2 separate regions of the Homo sapiens genome follow, and region 2 is linked to region 1. The links are chromatin contacts, found by Hi-C or POLR2A ChIA-PET in ENCODE. All regions are on one chromosome and are shown on one strand. The core of a region is the stretch at or near the end of the contact, and the rest is flanking DNA. Distances in the headings are between cores, read along the strand shown. Region 1 has its middle 6.6 kb from the start of SH3D19-AS1. Region 2 holds the start of TIGD4 (tigger transposable element derived 4).

What was found. A loop is a pair of places that touch in the nucleus more often than their neighbours do. ChIA-PET counts read pairs that join two places held with the same protein, here RNA polymerase II (POLR2A). Pooled maps may share reads with other maps.
Region 2: a pooled map shows a loop between it and region 1 (3-fold over the local background). The contact joins the promoter of TIGD4 here to the enhancer-like site in region 1. A Hi-C loop is called at or near these places in 1 of 37 single-sample maps with no recorded cell type and 2 of 50 pooled maps. POLR2A ChIA-PET finds 5 or more read pairs at or near these places in 2 of 52 experiments (GM12878 and MCF 10A).

What each region holds. Positions count from the first base shown.
Region 1 is chr4:151,115,329-151,119,839 of GRCh38, reverse strand. No RefSeq gene overlaps it. Among named protein-coding and RNA genes, the nearest start is that of SH3D19-AS1, 6.6 kb to the left of the region's middle. Within about 2 kb of position 2,304, at least 3 of the 41 ENCODE cell types and tissues checked have a DNase peak (open chromatin) inside an H3K27ac peak, as active enhancers do.
Region 2 is chr4:152,777,735-152,782,385 of GRCh38, reverse strand. It overlaps TIGD4 (tigger transposable element derived 4), which reads left to right and starts at 2,656. Exons shown (of 2, transcript NM_145720.4): 1 at 2,656-2,904. ARFIP1 (ARF interacting protein 1) reads right to left here and starts at 2,432. Exons shown (of 9, transcript NM_001025595.3): 1 at 2,160-2,432. RefSeq lists enhancers at 2,155-2,204, 2,395-2,554, 3,005-3,214.

The sequences.
Region 1 (4,511 bases), core at 1,055-3,554:
GATGGATGGATGAATGACTTTCACATACAGCAATACCATCTTGGATTCACTCAATATCTTTCCTCTTTAATTTTTGACATAAATCTATACTAAAAATTCACAGTTTTATGTCATTTCACTCTCATGTTCTATGTTGTGCTTGCCACTTATTACCTACTCAACTGACAGGAAGCAAAAAGGTAACATATGGGCTCTCGTAGATACTTTCTTTTTTTTTTTTTTTTTTTTGAGATGGAGTCTCCCTCTATCGCCCAGGCTGGAGTGCGGAGGCACGATCTTGGCTCACTGCAAGCTCCACCTCCAGGGTTCACGCCATTCTCCTGCCGCAGCCTCCTGAGTAGCTGGGACTACAAGCGCCCACCACCACGCCCGGCTAATTTTTTGTATTTTTAGTAGAGACGGGACTTCATCGTGTTAGCCAGGATGGTCTCGATCTTTTGACCTCGTGATCCACCCACCTCGGCCTCCCAAAGTGCTGGGATTACAGGCGTGAGCCACCGAGCCCGGCCTCATAGGTACTTTCTTATTCTGTATATTGATTGAATTCAAGGCAAGACTGAGCATGTTTAAGGAGAAACATAATTTTTATACTCAGTGAATTTTATGGGAGAGAAATAGGAACACATTCTGTTTCCTTTCAGGAATTTTAGGTTAAAATCTGATCTTGTTCATCTAAACCTCCTCAAACTAGAATCTCTTAATCCTTTTTCTTTGATAAATTAAACCTAGAGGGCTGGGCGCGGTGGCTCACGACTGTAATCCCAGCACTTTGGGAGGCCGAGGCAGGCGGATCACGAGGTCAGGAGATCGAGACCATCCTGGCTGACACGGTGAAACCCTGTCTCTACTAAAAATACAAAAAATTAGCCGGGCGTGGTGGCGGGCACCTGTAGTCCCAGCTACTCGGGAGGCTGAGGCAGGAGAATGGTGTGAAGCCAGGAGGCGGAGCTTGCAGTGAACCGAGATCGCGCCACTGCACTCCAGCCTAAGCGACAGAGTGAGACTCCGTCTCAAAAACAAAAAAAAACCTAGAGAAGCCTTTCCAAGCAAGGCGACTCAGTTGAAAAAAAACCTAGAGAAGCCATTTAATATATTATTCTTATCCTTTGAACACTAAAAGCGTTTTTCTTTAAAAGATGCCCTTGTTTACATGGCTAGAAGGGTAATGGAATATATCTGTCATTGTGCTCATATAAATCACAGGTCTTGAATTCAGTCTGTAATATTCAAAATGAAAGAAAGTGCGTTTATCAGAATTTATTAGTAGAACTTGCATTTGAAAAAAAAATTTTTCTATAAGATTGTAGATCAATACTCCTAACATTCATTTCTTAGTTTTTACTCAGTTTCTTAAGCTTACCTAAATATACCTAGAGAAAATAATGATGACTGTATGGACTAATAATTATAAGGCGATATATTCACTTTGGTATAATCATTAATGGTTTATTTCTTTTAATTAATGTCAAATGCACATGAGCCATATGATTCATGATTCAATGTCATTTTGAATGCCATTGAATGAATTCTTCACAGTGAATTTATTATTTTATTTTATTGTATTGTATTTTAGAGACAGGGTCTCACTTTGTTGCCCAGGTTGGAGTGCAATGGCATGATCTTGGCTCACTGCAGCCTTAGACTCTTGGCCTCAAGTGTTCCTCCCACCTCAGCCTCCCGAGTAACTGGGACTACAGGCATGTGCCACCATATTTGGCTAATTTATTATTTTTTTCATTTTATTTTTTGAGGTGGAGTCTTGCTCTGTTGCCCAGGCTGGAGTGCAATGGCACAATCTGGGCTCACTGCAGCCTCTGCCTCTCAGGTTCAAGTGATTCCCCTGCCTCAGCCTCCTGAGTAGCTAGGATTACGGGCACGCACCACTGTGCCCCGCTAATTTTTTTGTATTTTTAGTAGGGACCAGGTTTCATCATGTTGGCCAGACAGGTCTTGAACTCCTGACCTCAAGTGATCCATCCGCCTCGGCCTCTGAAAGTGCTGGGATTACAGGCGTGAGCCCCGGCATCCAGCCTAATTTTTTATTTTTTGTAAAGACGGGGTTTCACCATGTTACCCAGGCTGGTGTTGAACTCCTGAGCTCAAGCAGTCTTCTCGCCTCGGCCTCTCAAAGTGCTGGGTTTGCAGGCGTGAGCCACCTTGTCCAGCCAACTGAATTTTTTTCAGAACTAACGTGAAGTCATTTTCTAACTTGTGCCTTTTTACTTCACTGTAATTAAAGAAGGAAAAAAAATAGAAAGCCTGACTCAGAACAACACTACCATCTAGGGGCCGCTCTCTTAATTGCGAGCTCATCCTGTTATACCACAGAAGAGAGCCCTTGGAGACCAGAGTTCAACTTGCAGAGGTTAAATGATTTGCCTAAAGTCACAGTTACTTGCAGAGCCTAAAGTAAAACCTATCTCTGCGGATTTCCAATCCAGTTCTTTTTCCGTTTATTATGGCAAAGTGATAACATTTTTTTTAGCAGTTAAACAAGAAGAATTGATCCGTTTCATTGGCCTGTAGTGGTTGTAGCCTCTAATACTTAACGATTAGAAAGAATTACACAGTATGTATTAAAGCCTTGAAGTTTTATCCTTCAGGAAGAAAAGTCCTGTCAGCTTCTTGGTTTTATGTGGACAATTTATATTGATGTTACCTAGAAACTGAAACATGAATGGATCCACTAATGTGGATTCCTTTTTCTCTTTAATAGAAAATATTCAAAAATTTAGAACATCAGATCTTGTACAGCTGTATCTTGTAGGGCTGTGCCCTTGGCAACAGTAGAGCAATCATAAATCTAGATTTTCATTAAAATATAACACAAAACACTGTTATTAGTATTTTGGAGTATAATAGATTAACCAAAGCACTGTTAAGCTGATAGATTTATATTTCAGAGTCTGAGACATATTCTGATTTTTTTAAAGGAATTCTAATTATATGTATACCATGGATTATTTATCTTCAAGTACTGTAAATTAGGCAATAATTAAATGAAATATTTGGTTGTCTATGTTTCACAAAAATTAACTAACAATACCAAAATATTGGCCTCTGGCTGAGCACTATGACTCACGCCTGTAATCTCAGCACTTTGGGAGGCCAAGGCGGGTGGATAACCTGAGGTCAGGAGTTCAAAACCAGCCTGGCCAACATGGTGAAACCCTGTCTCTACTAAAAATACAAAAATTAGCCAGGCTATGGTGGCGTGGGCCTGTAATCCCAGCTACTGGGTGAGGCAGGAGAATTGCGCAAACCTGGGAAATGGAGGTTGCAGTGAGCTGAGATTATGCCACTGCACTGCAGTCTGGGCAACAGAGAGTGACACCATCTCAAAAAAAAAATGTGTGTGTGTGTATATATACATATATGTATATATGTGTATGTGTATATGTATGTGTGTATACATGTATGTGTGTATGAATGTATACGCATATGTATATGTGTGTACACGTGTGTATATATACATATGTATGTGTATGCATAGTATATACATACATGTGTATATATACATATGTATGTATATGCATAGTGTATACATACATATGTATGTATATGCAGTGTATACATACATATGTATACATACGTATGTGTATATGTATATATACGTATACATGTATACATGCATGCATTTATACATATGTATGCACATATATACATATACACATATGTGTATACACATACACACACTTTAAATATATACATACATATACACATACGTATGTATGCGTGTATGTATATACATATACACATACATATATACATATACGTATACACAAATGTATATGTGGTAATATACACATATATACTTACATATACATGCACATATACACATATATATACATACACATATATACGTGTATATACATATATGTATCAAAAAAATAATAATAGGGCCGGGATGGATGTTATACACTTCTAGGAGCTGACACCTGCAATAATTTTTCTGCCTTGACTTCTTTTTTTTTTTTTTTTTCTGAGACGTAGTTTTGCCCTTGCTGCCCAGGCTGGAGTCCAATGGTGCGATCTTGGCTCACTGCAACCTCTGCCCCCAGGTTCCAGCAATTCTCGTGCCTCAGCCTCCGAAGTAGCTAGGATTAGAGGTGCCCGCCACCACGCTTTGCTAGTTTTTTGTATCTGTATTTTTATTTTTGAGATGGAGTTTCGCTCGTCAACCCAGGCTGGAGTGCAATGGTGTGATTTTGGCTCACCGCAACCTCTGCCTCCTGGGTTGAAGCAATTCTCCTGCCTCAGCCTCCCAAGTAGCTGGGATTACAGGTGCCCACCACCATGCCCAGCTAATTTTTATATTTTTAGTAAAGACAGGATTTCACCATGTTGGTCAGGCTGGTCTCAAACTCATGACCTCAGGTGATCCACCCGCCTTGGCCTCCCAAAGTGCTGGGATTATAGGCATGAGCCACCGTGCCCAGCCAATTTTTTGTATTTTTAGTAGACATGGAGTTTCGCCACTTTGGCCAGGCTGGTCTTGAACTCCTGTCCTC
Region 2 (4,651 bases), core at 1,407-3,906, 1.7 Mb before region 1:
TCTGTAAGTCTAGGAAGGAATTTAGAAACACTAATGTTTTAAAGGAGAGATTTCAATATCAAACTAGAAGAATCCCTGCATTCTCCTTTCCTTGGTCCCAAAGCAAACAATTTACAGTTTGGGAAAACACACACACACACACACACACACACACACACACACCCCTACCTGTTTTCACTAACTTCAACAAGACACTGCCTAAGTGGTGGTTTTAATCTATCAAGAAGCTATATATCTCCTTTGCACAGTTTGGGAAAGCACACACACATACACACCTGTTTTCACTAACTTCAACAAGATACTGCCTAAGTGGAAAACACACACACACATACACACACAAAACCTGTTTTCACTAACTTCAACAAGACACTGCCTAAGTGGTGGTTTTAATCTATCAAGAGGCTGTATATCTCCTTTGAGAATTTGATAAAAACAATGGACACTTTCCCCAGGGGGGAAAAAAATTCACTCAAACAAAACTGCATATAATTTCAGGGGTGGGAATGAGGAAGACCCCTGAAAGTTGTTGACCCTTAGGCCATGAACCCCAAGTCATCATCCAGGATTAAGGCAAATCATAATCCAAGGAAAACCAGTTTATCAATTTGGAAAGAAACTAAAGTAACTGAGGCAGGGATTTAATCCACAAAATACATTAGAAATCTTTTCTCTTTTCTCAGATAAAAGTGTGTTAGACTTGGTAGTTGGGAGAAGACGTGGGTCATGCTAAGCAAGGAAAACAAAACAAAAAACACCACAGGACAAACGAAAGAAAAGCAGAATTAAGGCAGCAGTAAAATATAGTAATCTGTAGCCGCTCTGAGAGAACAGCAATGAAATGGCCAATTCGGCCGGGCGCGGTGGCTCACGCCTGTAATCCCAACACTTTGGGAGGCCGAGGAGGGAGGATCATTTGAGGTCAGGAGTTTGAGACCAGCCTGGCCAACACGGTGAAACCCCGTCTCTACTAAAAATACAAAAATTAGCTAGGCGGTAGTGGCGCCTACCTGTAAACCCAGCTACTCAGAAGGCTGAGACAGGAGAAAAGCTTGAGCCTGGGAGGTGGACGTTGCGGTGAGCCGAGATCGTGCCAATGCACTCCAGCCTGGGCGACAGAGTGAGACTCTGTCTCAAAAAAAAAAAAAAAAAAAGAAAAAAGAAAAGGCCAATTCCTGAAGCCTTAACAGACGGCTGACTTAAGGTAACCATTTCTGGTGCACATTTCTATGCCAATTAAGTTAATTAAATGGCAAACATGAACACACCCTTACAGGTGAAAGTATGAAAGCAAAAGTTTATGCGAAGTTCTGGATCTCTTCCGGCTTTTCCTTATCAAATAATAATGTAGTTAGATGAATTTTATACTTTAGGAGAAAACAGGGTAGGGGCGGGGGACAGAAATCCTAAGAGTGGCCAAAGGATCTGCAGGAAGTATAAAGTGTAAACTTTTTGAAATCAAAGGGCTCAAGAGGAAGGTAAGAACAAAACAAAGGAAGTAATAACAAAATAAAGTAAAAGGGAAAAACGTCTAGCATCTAAAAACTGTTTTTAAAAAATTATTTCCTTTTCCTAGACACGTAAACAGTAGTAACTTGGCAAACAGGAACGGAGCAGAAGACAATCGAACAACTCCCTTTCCAAAACTCCAGCATTCCTTAGTCAGGCTTGGGACATTTCACAGGCAAGACTCCTCTCTGCACCACTGCCAGATGAATCTCTCAGAGGGACTGTCACTATCTCCCTTCCTCCCACTGCGGGAGAGAGGAAGCTGGGGATGCAGGGAGAAGAGGGGAGAAATGAGGGTTGGACAGCAAGCCTGAAGGTGGCCCACTCCGACACTTTGTCAAGAAAGGTCCGGATTCTGGATCCTGCAACTCCTTTTCCCACCCAATGTATGCAAAGCCAAGAGAGTGCCTCCCTGCAAGGGCCGGTCCTACACCTTCACTCGACTGTTTCGGGGGCACACTCAGAGGGACAGAAGGAATGAAGGACAGAAGAAACCAAAGGCATAACACTTGGGCAGATACGGCACAGACTAAGGAGAGGCGTGCCCTGTGAAAGTTCGGAACGGTGAACCCGTAGGCAACGTGCCCGCCCCACCAGCCACCTCAAACCATCTTTCCCCCGCCTTTTCCCAGGCGAGCCAGCTCCGCCCTCACCTTTCTTAGGGTAACTCGGTAGCTTCTAAGTCGAGGCTTATCCTTTCCGCCGCTCTCTGGAATCGCCTCAACCCTGGCAAAAACTGAGCGGAAACGCGACCCGGACCTTTTCCTTCTTCCCCTTCCCCCACGCACCTCGGCTGCTCGGGGGCGGGGAGCAACTGCAGCTGTCACAAATTCACACTGACCAACCGCCGAGGACAGTCGGACCGGCGACCTCTCAACCCAGCCTCCAGAACCAGAACCAAGAGCAGCGAAGCCGGAAGTGAGGAGACCGGAAGTAGCGTTGTCCCTGGCCCTGGACGGCCTCTCTCTCCCTCAATCCGGCCTTGCCCGGCCACGTCTCGGTGGTGTCAGCGCACCTCCCACGAGGATCCCTCCGCCCTTCTCCGGGAGGCGGGCTACGCCCCTCCCTCTGCTGCCCTAGCAACCACATCCGGGACTCCGGCGGTGTCGTTGCCCGGGTAATTTTCTGGCAGCGACCTAATGCGCGCGGGGCCAGAGGCACCGGCTAGAGCTGGGAGCTTGCGGAAGGGCGCCCCTGCCTGGTCTTGAGAGGTCGAAGGTCTCCAGGAGGCCTCCGCCTCCCTCTTTTTCATTCACACACCCTAGCCTCACACGTTAGGAGGACCCCCCCAACAGACCGTGAGCTGGTGCCGGGAGGGTGGAGGTAGATGTACCTCACCTCCACGCTACCACAGAAGAGCGAAAGCTGCTTTCTCAGCCACCGGAGAGCACGAAGAAGGTTATTCCAGTCCCGGGGGGAAGGTGGGGGTGGTAGGGAGAATGCGAAGATAAGGCAGCAGACGGAATGCGGGCGCTGCCTCGCGCTGCCCCCGTGCCTGGGGAGCCCTCTCCCTTCAGAAAGGCTAGACCCCCGGGCCCGGCATCCCTGAGCTCTTACTTGCTCTGGATTTGTGATCGCTTTTTGCTTTTTGCTCGCTCTCTCACAGTAGATTCCTTGATACTTTTCTTTCCGGCTCCTCTTTCTTTTTCCGGATGACCGAGCTCTGCTTTCTTTGCTTGCCCCATTACTTCTTAAATAGATCATTGTTCTGTCACGGAAACTGCTGAACAATTCGCTCTCTCAGAGCCCTTCGTAGTTTCCTAAACGGGGCCCCAACCTGCACTACTCTCCCCATCCCCAGAGCTCAGTGGTGCGAAAGCGTGGCTCCCCCGTGGCGCTAGATAGACCTGAAGTTCATTTACACACTGTACCATACAGTTGGTCCATCACAGAATATCCCTTCGAACTGCTGGACTGCTTTTCCTTTGACAGCTTTGAATGCTCATTTTTACTCCCATTTCACTTGTAGAAATGCGAAGGGTAACTGTGCACACGGCGAGATTTACCCTTCTTTAGACCGTACTTCTCAGCTGCCTTTACTTGTCACAGTAGCTGACAAGATATTTTTAATGACTAATGCCCAAAGGCAGAGCTCTACCTCTACAGATTTCCAGGGAGTTTCAGTGTAGTGAAATATCCCTGGCAGGTATCTTCCCCAGATCTGTGAATAGTAAACACCTATGGCACCATAAATGTTTCCAATGTATAACAATATTGATTGAGCTCTCTAGGATACCACCTCTTAAAAAAATAGTACTGAAATTCCAAAACATAAATCTCTTATCTTAAGTGGTTCTGTCTTAAACAAAAGAAAGGAGCAAATATATATGCCAACCCACTCAAACTGTAACTTCAATTGTTATAGCTTACTGTGGATTTTTCTGTACAAAGCCATCTTGTTGGTTTGGAGACCATTAGTCTTCTCAATTATAAGAAAATAATCCCAATCTAAATTAATTACTGCTGTAATTGTGTAGGAACTGAGCAACTACAGAACTTGCAGCTAAGTACAAGTGTTGTTCCTAGGGTTTCAGAAGGGTGACTTGGAGGAAGTGTACGGTAGGACTCAGCGGTGCTTGAATGATGTGGACAATGAATACTAAATTGTTTTTGCTGGCTGTTATCTTAAAGATTCCTGCTAGCTGTCTCTTGAGTTTGGAGATGCTTAGCTTGACTAAAGTTAGTCTAACTATTAGACTGTCAGACTCTGAAGTGTTTCTTATTTTGGAAAGGTGAAGACTTGCTTTAGTTTGTTCATAGTTTCCTTGGCAGCTGCTGATGGTTTTGATGGAGATTCAGATGGATTTGGAACTAATGCTAACTTCTGCTTGGTGAAGATGCTAACCAAGTTAGATACTCTTCAGTGAATTCTGGTACTGTGTACGATTAATCCTCATCCACAGTATTACGCTGTGCAAGGCTATATATACACAGGATTAATCTTTCCATGATTTCCACTGCCCTGAAGGAAATTAGAATGTAGTCTGGCTCCAAGAAAACACTAGAAACTACTTCAGCTGGTGATGGAAAATAGTGGAATTCTATACATCCTTTGAGACAATGGAAGCAGCAAACCAGCGTTCTTTGGATTGGGGAATATTTTTGGTACTAACTGAAAAACATCATTTTAAGCCTGGCCCTGCTT